3 separate regions of the Homo sapiens genome follow, and all the other regions are linked to region 2. Evidence: read pairs that join two places in POLR2A ChIA-PET (ENCODE). Cell type or tissue: MCF 10A. All regions are shown on one strand. Region 1 has its middle 8.6 kb from the start of LINC01270. Region 2 has its middle 87 kb from the start of PTPN1. Region 3 overlaps LOC107985386 (a long non-coding RNA gene).

Evidence for each region. Peaks named below come from ENCODE experiments on the same cell type or tissue, not always from the same donor. Only the 100,000 strongest peaks of a DNase experiment are listed, where the experiment ranks them.
Region 1: POLR2A ChIA-PET joins it to region 2 with 8 read pairs; 4 of 35 experiments call an interaction of 5 or more read pairs at or near these places.
Region 3: POLR2A ChIA-PET joins it to region 2 with 5 read pairs; 2 of 35 experiments call an interaction of 5 or more read pairs at or near these places.

Annotation. Positions count from the first base shown.
Region 1 is chr20:50,282,162-50,286,161 of GRCh38, forward strand. No RefSeq gene overlaps it. Among named protein-coding and RNA genes, the nearest start is that of LINC01270, 8.6 kb to the right of the region's middle. RefSeq lists a silencer at 3,706-3,755. In MCF 10A, a CTCF peak has its summit at 79; DNase peaks (open chromatin) are centred at 1,870, 2,310 and 3,470.
Region 2 is chr20:50,421,247-50,425,246 of GRCh38, forward strand. No RefSeq gene overlaps it. Among named protein-coding and RNA genes, the nearest start is that of PTPN1, 87 kb to the right of the region's middle. In MCF 10A, no CTCF peak of the experiment used is centred here; DNase peaks (open chromatin) are centred at 1,425 and 2,085.
Region 3 is chr20:50,243,280-50,247,279 of GRCh38, forward strand. The region is part of intron 1 of LOC107985386 (a long non-coding RNA gene); the gene reads right to left. Among named protein-coding and RNA genes, the nearest start is that of PELATON, 22 kb to the right of the region's middle. In MCF 10A, no CTCF peak of the experiment used is centred here; DNase peaks (open chromatin) are centred at 32 and 2,422.

The DNA.
Region 1 (4,000 bases), 140 kb before region 2:
CCTCAGCCCTTTTCTGGAGGCCCCAGAATCACCAAGAGGTAATCCTGCCTGCTGCCTGGAGGAGGCGATGTGGGAGACTCAGGAACCTGGGGTGTCCCCCAGCCAGGGGGCGGGCGTTGTGATCCGGCGCTGCTGAGCACTGCAGTGCCTTCCCTGATGGCCTTGTGTGCCGCTCCCTGACCCTCCCGTAGAGCAGCCTTCCCATACTGCTGGGTGACACTTGCGTAAATCATTTCACCTCTTGGCTCTGTAAAACGGGACTGGGGTGGTCCCTACCCCTTCAGGGTGTCGTGAGAATGAAAGGCATCAAGTGGGCAAAGCGCTTGGCATGGCCCTGAACCATGGTGGGCATTTGTCACACACGCTCATGGACTTATTCCTGGGTCCCTAGGATACCCTGGAGCTCCTCCCCAGGTTGGACCTGCTGCTAGCATGAGAGGGAAGAAGGGGGACACAGACACCAAAGACAGTTCTCGTCCTCATCTAAATGCTGGCGACTTCCAAGGGCACCTCCCCAAGGCCTCCCCTGAGCCTAGACTCAGGGGTCTCCACCCACCTGTCTCTGTCCCTGCTGGGATGACCAGGAGAAGCCTCAAACCCAGGTTGGCCAGGACTCCATTCCTGATCTGCCCCCCGAAGCCAGTCCTGCCTCTACTGATGGCTCCTGCATCCTCCAGGTGGTCCCCCAAACCTGGGAGTCTCCCCTGCCTTCTTCTTCTCACTTGCTCCCACATCTGATCGCTCATCACATCCTGTCGACTCCACCTTCAAGGTAGACCCGGAGTCTGCCCTCGTCTCCCCACCTCCACGGCCCCCGCTTCGGCCACGGCCACCAGCACCACCGCCTGGACTGGTGCAGTCACTTCCTCCTGGCTTCCTTTTCTCCCTCAGCCCCTCACAGTCTGTTCTCCACACACGACCAGAGGGACCTGTCAGAAGGGACCTATACCTTCCAGCACAGACCCTCCCAGGGATCCCAGCTCTCTGAGTGAAAGCTCCCTGTGGCCCGTGAGGCCGGGTGCGACCCTGGCCCCCCAGCAAACCCTCCACTTGTCTGATGACCTCGCTGCCTCTCTCCCTCGCGTACTCCCTTCCAGCCCTGATAGCTTCCTGCTGTTCCTCAAGAAGCCCTGGGTCTTTCCACCTCAAGGTCTTTGCAGGTCCCTGGAGCCCTTGTCCACCATGGATGTCCACGGCTCCCTCACCTCCTTCAGGTCTGAGCTCGGATGCCACTCTCGACAGCCACCTTCTCTGACCCTTCCCCTGGCTTAAGTAGCCTCTGCCTGCTCGACAATCTCTCCCTCTACGCCCCTGACCATCCCGTGTTCTTTTTTCATAGGGGGAGGGGAAAGGCACTCCCAGGAGAGTGGACAGTGTGGGCCAGGGCCTGGACGTGTGGGCAGCAAGAGGGTGGGTGAGGGGAGAGTGGTGGAGCCTGGGTGGCTGAGCTTCAGGGGGAGGCATCCTCCAGGCAGGAGTGAGCAGGCCAGGGTCACCCTGACTCCGTCAGCCACTGGTTGTGTGACTTCAGGGAGCTCTCTCTGGACCCAAGAACCTGCAACTGCTGTTGGAGACCCACTAAGTGGACCTGTCATCTGACAGAGGGGGAAACTGAGTCTCCAAAGCTGCTGCTGTGACCTGCTGAAAGGGTCAGCCCAGGGATAGGGACAAACCAGGGGCTTCTAGCAGTCACTTGCACCTCAGTGTGAGTGAGCTCCCTGGATTCTTGGCTGTCTGGTAGCCCCTAGACCCCATGGGGCTTGGGAGGCAGAGTGATGGCAGGGCTGAGCCTGGGGTGGAGTCAGGGCTGTGTCAAGTCCCGGCCCAGCCTCTGTCCCGGCCCCTGGCTCCCTGCAGGGTGCTGGATTGCACAATCATACCACCCACAGCTGTGACCAAGGCAGGTGACACACGCTTTCTGGGAGCCACCCTTGGGCCGTGCAGCCTCGTCACACACACAGGGCCACCGATGGCATGGATGCACCCCGGCACATCCTGACTGCGAGGAGTGACTGCTCCTCACACTGCCACTTCCGGGCTGTGTGACTCTGGGCAAGTCACTTCCCCTCTCTGAGCCTCTTTTCCTCTTCTGTAAGAGGAGGTAATATAGTGCCTGCTCCCCTGGCTGTTGGAGGGATTGACTCTGCCCCCGCCATGCTGGCCCTCTGGCTGGTCCTCAAATGCACCGGGCATGCCCCACCCAGGGCCTCCACCTGCGCCCTTCCCTTTGCTTGGGCCGGCCCTTGCACCTCCTTCAAGTCTCTGCTCAAACGTCGCAGCTCATGAGGCCTTTCCTGCCCCTGACACTCCCTCCTTACTGAATTCCTCCCTGCATCTCTCAGTGCTACCTGACTCATCATGGTTCCTGCTTGTTTTGTCTACCCGCTCCTGGGTGGCAGCTCCATCTTTGTCTCTCTTGGTCATCACTGTGTCCCCAGATCCCAACAAAGCACCTCGTACAAGAAAGTGCTCAGTCCATAGTTGCAGAATAAATGAATGAATGAATGAATGAATGAATGAATGGAAAGTGCTTAGCTCCACGCCCGACCCTTAGTAAGCACCTGAAACCCAATGCCGTGTGGTGGTGTTAGCTTTGGCTCCCGATTTCTAGCCCCATCCAATCCCACCCTCATCAGCCCGGCGCCCGTGCTTTCTCTGCCTGGCCAGCTTCCTGCTGCCTGCACAGTCTCCTCCCTGGGTCAGGACGACCTCTGAGGGAATCGTGGGCCTGCACGGCTGGCTCCCTCTGGCTCTGCCTCCAGCTCCTCTTACATCTCCCGGGGGCAGAGGCTTCTGGGAAACAGGCTTTGAAGCTCCCCTGGGTCAGACCCGCTGGGGCCTTCCTTAGGCATTGCCTGATGTGACCCCATTAGTGAACAAATGGGGACAGTGAGACCTAGAGAGGGGCAGCCATGTCCGATGTCAGGCTTCGGGGCTCCCAAAACATCCAGGGAAGCTTCCAGGACTCTGGCTTCTTTGTTGTTTTTGGAACAGAGCTGAGCTCAGGTGCCTGTTTTCTAGATGACAAAACTGAACCCCGTTACAGGCTTTGGAGCCAGGTTTGAATCTCAGTCCTCTTACTTCCTGGCTGTGTGATCGAGGTTTGTCACTTGGTCCCTCTGAGGCTCAGCTTCCTTGTCTGCAAAATGGCACCCTAATGGTACCCAACTCACGGAGGTGTTTGGGGGGACAAGGTCAGCCATCCTGCAGGCAGGTGGGGTCTCTGGCCTCTCCCACGGGGTCCTGGGACTCCTGGCTCCGGAACCCCCAAGGCCCAGCCCCTCCAGGGCCCGCATGGTTCCCTCCTTGCTGGGATAATTTACAGTCCCAGGGCCATAGCTGCTGTTGCTTTATTTTTTTCCCTTCCCCGACTTCTCCCTTCCTCACCCTGGCCTCACTTCTCCAGAACCAGCTTGTTTTTGTTTTCTGTTTTTACGGCTCCATAAATGAGTCACGGGTCTGATTTGATTTAATTTCGTTGTAATTGTTATCTTTTCAAGCTTGTTTTTTTCCACTCGGTTACTCACGAGACCACAAAAACCTAAACAGGACGGGGCCTTCCCCAGCCCGGCCTCCTGGTCCCCCGGGACTCCGGGCCAGGGTCAGCAGCTCCTGGAGACTGAGGTGGGGTCTGTGGAGCTTCTGTGGGGAGGGACTTGGTGTCCCCAGCAGGACTGGGTATCCCGAGTCCCGGGCTGCAGCTCTGTTGCTGGACAGCCTTGAGAGAATTGTTCGAGCTTTCTGATTTCCCCAGCATCCTCCTTAGCAGGCTTTAGAACAGGGAACCAAAACCCAGGCACCTCTGGGCCAGAAGGTGAAAGGATGAGTAAGGTGGCCTGGTGCTGGCTCCGGTGAACTGGAGAGAACAGGCTCTCCTCAGGGGACGGTGGCCTCTGAGCCAGCAGGCGGCCCGGATCTTCCCATTTAGTAAGAGAAGCCAGAAGTCTGAGATTGTATGTGAAAAGTCCTGATTTTTAAATGTTGGCCAACGAGTCAAATT
Region 2 (4,000 bases):
GAGCCAAAATCGCACCATTGTGCTCCAGTCTGGGCGACAAAGCGAGACTCCACCTCAAAAAATTAATAAATAATAATAAAATAAATAAACAAAAAAGTAATAAATAAATAAAAATACAAATAAATTTTAAAAATTAAAAGACCCAGTGTGTATTCTAGCTGACATTTTATATCAGATTGTACTGCCTGGGGACATACAAATGTAGTCATAATAAAATGTAGTAAACCAAATTTGGAAAAAATTAAGAAATAAAAGAGGAGTTTCTTTTCCTCTCATGTGAATGAAGTCCAGATGTAGGCAGTTTGGGATGGATTTGGTAACTCTATGAAGCTCTCAGTATCTCAGCTTCTTCCTGGACACCAGTCTGCCATCTCTAGGTGTGGGCCCCACTTTCTCATGATCCAAGATGAAGGCCACTGCACCGGCCTTCACGTCTGCCTTCCAGAATGACAGGATGGAGAAGGAAGGATGATGAGTAAAAGGCAGGCATCAACTAAATCTCTAGGAAACAGTCCAGAAACCTGTCACACTACTAATTTCAACCCCTTGGCCAGAGCTCAGGCACATGGCTGCACCTAGCTGCAAGGGAAGCTAGGAAGGTCTGTGTTTATTCTGCACAGCCATGAACTCAGCTAAAAGCCAATCAAATATTTGTAAATAAACAAAACAATTTTAGATAGTGATGTATCCTGGGAAAGAACAAAACAGGGTAATCTCTTGGACAATGAGGGTGGGAAAATGCCTCCCTCAGGAGGCAGCACAGCTGAGATATAAATGATAATAAGGCCTGAGGGACAAGCATTCCAAACACGAGGAACAGAAAAGCAAGCTGCCTTGAGGCAGAAACAAGCCTGGTATTGTAAAGAAACAGAAAGGCCAGCATGGCTGGAACTGGGACAGGGATGCAGTGGGAGGCGGGCACAGCTGGTAGGAAAGGAGGTCAGAGAGTTCAGCAGGTTAGATCCTGGGAGAAACGGGAAGGCCAAGGGAAAAATCTGGATTTTTTTTTTCTCCTCTAAGTACAGTGAGGCAATATTAGAGGGTTGGGCTGATATGCTATCACTAATGGAGAGAATGCCGAGCTCCCCTGGCTCCTGGAGGATTTGCCATAACCCTTCTGAGCACTTCATTCACTCACCAATTCATTCCTCTCATAAATATTCATTGCTGACCTGCTCTGTGCCAGGTACTGACTTACGGCAGCAGAAATGACTCCTCCAGTCCCCACCCTCAGGAAAAGAAGAGACAGACTGAGCAAACACAAAAGCCTATAAATACAGCTCCCAGATGGCTGCCAGTGGTTTGGAGGGAAGGTAAATGGGGCCACAAGAGGACCTGAGTTCACCTGGGGATGGGAGGGGGTTTCCCACTGGTGGTGATGTTTGAGCTGAAATTGGAATGATAAGGACACTTTGTCTTGTGGTCTGGAGACGGAGAGAACATTCCAGGTAGAGGGAACAGTTTGTGCAAAGGGCTGGAGGCAGGAAGAGAGCTGCATATATCCAGAAACTCACCAGGCTCTGGCCTGGCAAGAGTTGAGAAGGGTGAGAGAGAAGGTGTCTCAAGATGGCCCTGGAGAGGTGAGCAGAAGTCAGATCACAGAAAGCCTGGAAGGGGCCAGGCGTGGGGTCTCACGCCTATAATCCCAGCACTTTGGGAGGCCGAGGTGGGCGAATCACTTGAGATCAGGAGTTCAAGGCCAGACTGGCTAACATGGTGAAACCTCGTGTCCACTAAAAATACAAAAATTAGCTAAGTGTGGTGGCACATGCCTATAATCCCAGACACTTGGGAGGCTGAGGCAGGAGAATTGTTTGAACCCAGGATGGGGAGGCTGCAGTGAGCCGAGATCACGCCACTGCACTCCAGCCTGGGCGACACAGACAGACTCCATCTCTAAATAAATAAATAAATAAATAAATAAATAAATAAATGAAAGTCTGGAAGGAGGGTGGGGCTCTCGTGTTCTGGGAGGATGATTTATGAAGAACTTTGACCCCAAATCCCTGGGAGGGGCCTGTGGCCAATCCCAGACAAGCAGGGCCTGGCTCTCCTTGGACAGTGTTTACAAGCTCGCTGATGACTCGGCCTTCTGCCTTCCTGCGGTTTGCTAATCACTGGGTGCTATGTGCCGGGATGTTCTCCTGCTCCTCAGCCCTGAGAGCACACTCTGACTCATGCCTCCTACCCCAGCCACCCCCTCCCATCACCACCAAGGCTGCCATCTCCCCCCGTGACCCCCAAGGCCCCACAGAATCACACGACCCTGGCACCAGGAAGTGCACCTGTGTCTCCAATCAGAACTGCCCATTTCACAGAGGAAGAAACTAAGGTCCCATGAGAAAAGCCTTTCCCCAAGTCTCACCCCAAGACAGGAATAGCACCAGGGCCCGGTCCCAGGTCTCCTAACACCTGGTCCTAATTTTTCCCACTGTTTAATGACAGAAGAGAGAAAATGAGAAGAAAGGAAGCAGGAAGAGGTGGAGGAGAAAGCAAGGAGGGAGTGAGGAGAGGGAGGGAAGGGGAGCTGGAAAAGCAGTGTTCAAATCCCCAACTCCTAAGTGAGCCCTGGGAGGGGAGGGGAGAGGATTCGTGTTTGTTGGGCACCCACTACACGCCAGGTGCCTCGACTGTGTCAGCTCCTTCAGCAGAATCCTCACAGGAGAATGGATACAATTACTTACTCTAAATGCTTTGGAAAACAGAGAAGCTGTGCAACCCATCTACCATCACACAGCAGTTACCTGGCAGAGAGGAGAATGGAACCCAGGTCTGGCTGCAATTCCTAACCCTAAGCACACTCCAGGCCCCAGGCTGCCTCCAGCCCAGCCTCTGCTCCGCTCCTCTTTTTGAGGCAGTTGCAGCCTCCACTTCCAGAGCCGATCAGCAGAGGCTTTCCCCCGGCTGCCCACAAGCCAGCAGACGGATTTCCTTTGGCCCACAGGGCATTTTAATTAAATTTGAGCTAATGTTCATAAATCAAGAGATTTCACATAAAAATTCAGATTTCTACCTCCCTTAAAACACTGTAAGATTTCACTGGGCTAAATCCACATTCCCACCTGGCAACCGTCAGCTGGGGACAGGGGTATTTGAAGTGGACACACCAGTTCCCCCACACTCCCCAACTCTCCCTGCTGCCTCCCTGGTCCTGAGGCTGAATGTCGGGTGCCATTCATCAAAATGCATACACTGTTGTTTTCTGAGAGCAGGGACGTATTTCTCTGTAACTGTATCTCTTTCAAAAAGAAGAAAACAAGTGCTAATCCAAAAGGGGTCAAGTTTCATGAAAAATGGGGGAATGTCTAATTCTTTGCGGAACCAAGAGATACTCCTTCATGCTTATTATGCAGACGAAGTGTGCCTGAGCCCTCACACCACTGCTTAGCTTCCTAAAATATTTTTTTTTGTGTGTATCTGAAATTCTAATTTAACTGGGCATCCTGTATTTTATCTGGTAACCCTCTCTAGACTAGTCACCTTGCTGGGTGAGTGATCTTGATTGAGCAAGTCATTTAAGTTTTCTGGGTTTCAGGTTGTTCCTCATAGACAGGGTTAATAACAGCATGAGAGGTTGAGGTAGGAGGATCCTTTGAGGCCAGGAGTTTGAGACCAACCTGGGCAACATAGCGAGATTCCCCATCTCTACAAAAAAAAAAATTTTTTTTTTTTTTTTTTAATTAGCCAGGTGTGGTGGCTCATTCCTATAATCCTAGCTACAGGGGAGGCTGAGGCAGGAGGATTGCTTGAGCCTAGGAGTTTAAGGCTGCAGCGAGCTGGGATTACACCACTGCAGTCCAGCCTGGGTAACACAGCAAGACCCTGTCTCTAAATAATAATAAATAACAAGAGGACCTGATGAGATATTACACATTAAGAGCTTAGGACAGAGCCTGGCTCACTGTACATGCTCAGTAAACGTCAGCTGCTGGGGCAGATGACACCAGCTGCTTGCCCAACACCCATTCCCTTGTTCCTCACTAACTGAACCCTGGTTAAT
Region 3 (4,000 bases), 180 kb before region 2:
GGAGCAGCCGCCTTTCACCCAACCCGCTTGTGGTCGGCGGGGACTGAGGAGCGATTCACAGAGGCCCCCGCCCCCTGTCCGGGCATCCAGCCAGGATGCCTCCCAGGCAGGCACCCTTGCCAAGCTGGGCCTGTGCTACCCAGAACTGGGCCTCAGTTTCCCCAGCTGAGAAAAGGGAAGCAGAGCAGCTCTGATAGTGGGGTAGAGCTTGCTGTTTGGCCTCATTGCCCTGAGATCCACTGCTCTGTGCCTTCCCCAGGCACAGATCAGCTGCCCCTGACATGCCAGAGGAGGCCACGGGATCTGGGGCTTTGGGGCCTGACAAGTCTGGGTTTGGATTCATGCTGGATGATTTTGGGTGAGTCTGTTCAGCTCATGAGCCTTTGTTCTCCCGCCTGTAAAAGGGGGCTTGGAGTCCATGATCCTCAGAGGTAAAATGAGAGAAATGACACCTCAGGGCGGCATTCATTCATTCATTCATTCATTCATTCATTCATTCATTCCAAAAGGTGTACTGGCTGTCAACTCTGTACAGGACCAGCTATAGAATGTTCAGTGTCGTGTGCAAAATTAAACGTGATGGTCCTTGTTCAAAATTAAGAATTTCAAGAGGTAACGGCATTAATCCAAGCATGGGGCCCTGTGTGAAGGCATGCGTTGCAGGTCTGTGAGGCTCACTCTGCCTGTGTGCCAGCCGTTATCCCAGGCACCAGGACCAGGCACTGGGCCCCACTAATGAGAGAGGGAAAAATTTCTGTTGTCATGGAGCTCATAACCTGGCAGGGGGACCTAGAGTCCCTGAACCTTCCCAAGGCCAGGTGCCCCAGGAGGCCTGCTCCTCCTGGGCCTGCTGACCAGGCCAGCGGGGTGAGCGGAGGCACCCAAGCTTCCTTCGAGGCTCCGATGTCAGTGACCACCACATCTGGCTGGGCACCCACAATAATAATGGCTTACATTTGCATAAGACTCTGCCCGGGCTGATCCAGGACCCTTTCTCGGATGAACTCAGCATCTTCGTGGCAACCCTATGAGGAAGGCGAGGCAGCATGGCTCACCCTTTGTATGGATGGAGAAACTGAGGCTCAGGCTCACTGGACCATTCAGCCAGCAAATGGCAGAGGCAGGATTTGAACCCAGGCTGTCTGGTGCCAGGGTCTTCATTTCCTCATTCCATCCTCTGTGGATGGGGACAGCGGTGAGCGAGGTGGTTTATGCTGGCAACAGAGGCCCTGCTGGGGATTGAGGCTGGGAAGGGTGCGGGTGTGCTGGTGGCCCGCCAGCTGCCACCTGGGTTGGCCCTGCTGTGTGGCCCTGAGTCACAGCGCTGTGTCCTGGGAAGCTGGTTGTGCTCCGGGCACCCGTGGGGCCTGAGTCACAGCAGAGCACACCCTACCTTCCTGCCTACCTCCCACCTGGGCCCAGGGACAGGCAGGCCCTCTGAGCAGGTTCTTAGGCAGGCAGTCACATCTCTGCCCAACGTCAGGGGCAAGAAAGAGGCACCTGTGTGTGGCTCCAGAAGCACATTCCTGCTTCCTGTCACTGAGCCCAAATCCATCCTTCCAAGCTACCCTTTGGATGGATTAGCTGGCAGGTAAAGTACTGAGCTCCCCGTCACTGGGAGCATTCAAAGCAGGATAGCCTGTCAGGGGTGCTGAGAAGTGTTCCTGAATCAGGTAGGGCCTGCTGCTGGAGTATGTGAATTCCAATGCCCTAAACATGTGCTTATGTGCTAATTTTTGAATAGCTATGGTGAGCAAATGCTACAAAATCCAAAAGTAGAAAGGGGTATGGAATGAAAGGCAATTCCTCACTCTCTCCTTTCCCCAGCCTCTGACTCCCCCTCCTTAGAGGCAGCCACTGTTAACCTGCTATTTTGGCCAGAGTTAATTTATGTACATACAAACAAATATCTATGTTGTCCTTGCCTCCCTCCCACCCTTCCACACAAATGGTAGCCAATATGTTTCTTACAGTGTTCTGCTCCTCATTTTTTTTTTTTTTTAATTATTTGACAACTTATCCTGGAGACTGTTCTAGATCAGCACACAGAGCTGCCTCATTCTTCTTACCTAGCCACATGGTATTCTGGCCCCTTCCCTTTTAAAATCTATAACTGATTTGATTAAAGGAATTTTCAACCCTGAATTCTACATATTGGGATCTGCACTGTCCTTTGCTCTGGTGGTGGCCTGAGAACATTTTCAAAATTTGGCTGGAGACTATAAGCTCTTTCCACATCCGTGGGGATTTTTGTGTTCTGTTTTTAGTTGACTAAGGCGAGGGCAGCTTTTCATTCACAGCTCTCCACGCCAGGCAGGCACTGGTAATCCACTGGTGAGCCCCACGGGCATCAGCTCATCTGCCGACAGTGTGGCCAGGCTGTGGGAGGAGTATGTGGTGGCAGGGAGCCCAGAAGAAAGGGCTTCCTGTGTTTGTTTAAGTAAGGGGTTAGTGATGGCTCCTCAGAGGTGGGACTATTTGGGCAGGGCCTTAAGGGATGCATAGGAGTTCCTACGAGGAGAAGTATGGAGATGGGCTTGCCAGACAGAGGAAACTGCATGATAAGCGAAACTGCCTGGTAGATGCAGAAACTCCTACCAGCATCCACTTACTGAACACCTACTAAGTGCCAGGCACTGTACTACGTACTTTACAAGTCATTGCTGCATTTCAACTCTTGACAGTTGTAGGCTATTACTAGTCCCATTTTACAGATAGGTTAGTTGAGGTTAGATAGGTTAGAAAAGCCCAGTAACTTGCTCACAGCAACACAGCTACAAATATCGAAGCCTGGGTTTGAACCCAGGCGACTTGGGCTCTTGGCCATTCTACTATCCCACAAGGGTCAAAGGGTAGATGGCGAGGTCCCGAATGCTAGATCTTGACCTTTCAACCTTCCCAGCTCGGGTCCTGCCCCTGCTCAGAGGCCCTTAGTTGTTCCCCACTACTCCAGGACTCATCGGCCTGAGCTGCCCTCTCCCTCCAGCCAGGGTGGGCACCTGGGGCAGCATCAGCCTTTCTGGGTCTGGCTGGGTGTGCTGGGTGCTGCAGGAGGAGCCACACATGGTACTAATGGAGCCAGGGAGCAATTAGGGGGGCATATACCCTGGCCTGTGCCCACTGACCGGTTTTGGATGTAGTTGGAGATGGAACTGGCCCTCTAGGCTTTGTCCCCTGGAGGCCTAGGGACTCTGTCTTCAGGGCAGTGCTGGCTGTCACTTTGGCCCAGCCCCTCTGGCTTCCTGGTTGTGAGCAGCCTCTGGACCCAGAGAACTGTTCTCCCGTGTACCCTGTTGGGCACTGGGCCTGGGGCTTTTTAAACCTCATGGATTCTGCAACGTGGGAATTCATCCCTCCATTTGGCAGATGAAAAAAAGAAGGTTCAGAAAGGTGAAACGACTTGTTCAAGGCCACACAGCGAGGAAAGGGCAGAGCCAGGACAGGAATCCAGACCCTGAGTTTGACTCATAACCACCCTCCACTCCTGCCTCCGTGCAAGAGGATTTTCCAACCTGTCTGCTGCTTGGCAGGGGCTTAATCAACCTCCCTCTCTCTCTCTCTCTCCTGGTCTTCAGGAAAGGGGCAATGAGCCCATTGCCACGGGGTACGGCGGAGCTTGGATGCTGCACCCAGGACTGAAAGGGGGACCTGTGGGCGGCCTCTGCCTCTCCCCGCGCAGCGTCAGGACACAGGCCCACATTCCCTCCTGGCTTCTCCCTGAAGGGAGAGAGAATAATAGTTGGTTCAAATGTCAGGCCTGCTCCGTGCTGGTGGGGAGACTGGTTGAGCAGGTCCGCAGGAGGGACGGAGGGAGGAAATTATTAATAATTGCAAAGCAACCAGCCACACTACAGGCCTTGAGTTGTGTCTGCGTTTGTCTTTGGAGGTGTGGAGTTGGGGGTGCTGATCCTGGGGACCCAGCCCAGGGGTCAGGACAGCCTGGGGACCAGCTGCAGCTTCCCAGAAGCCTGTGTGGGTAGGGGAGATGATGGGGGCACAG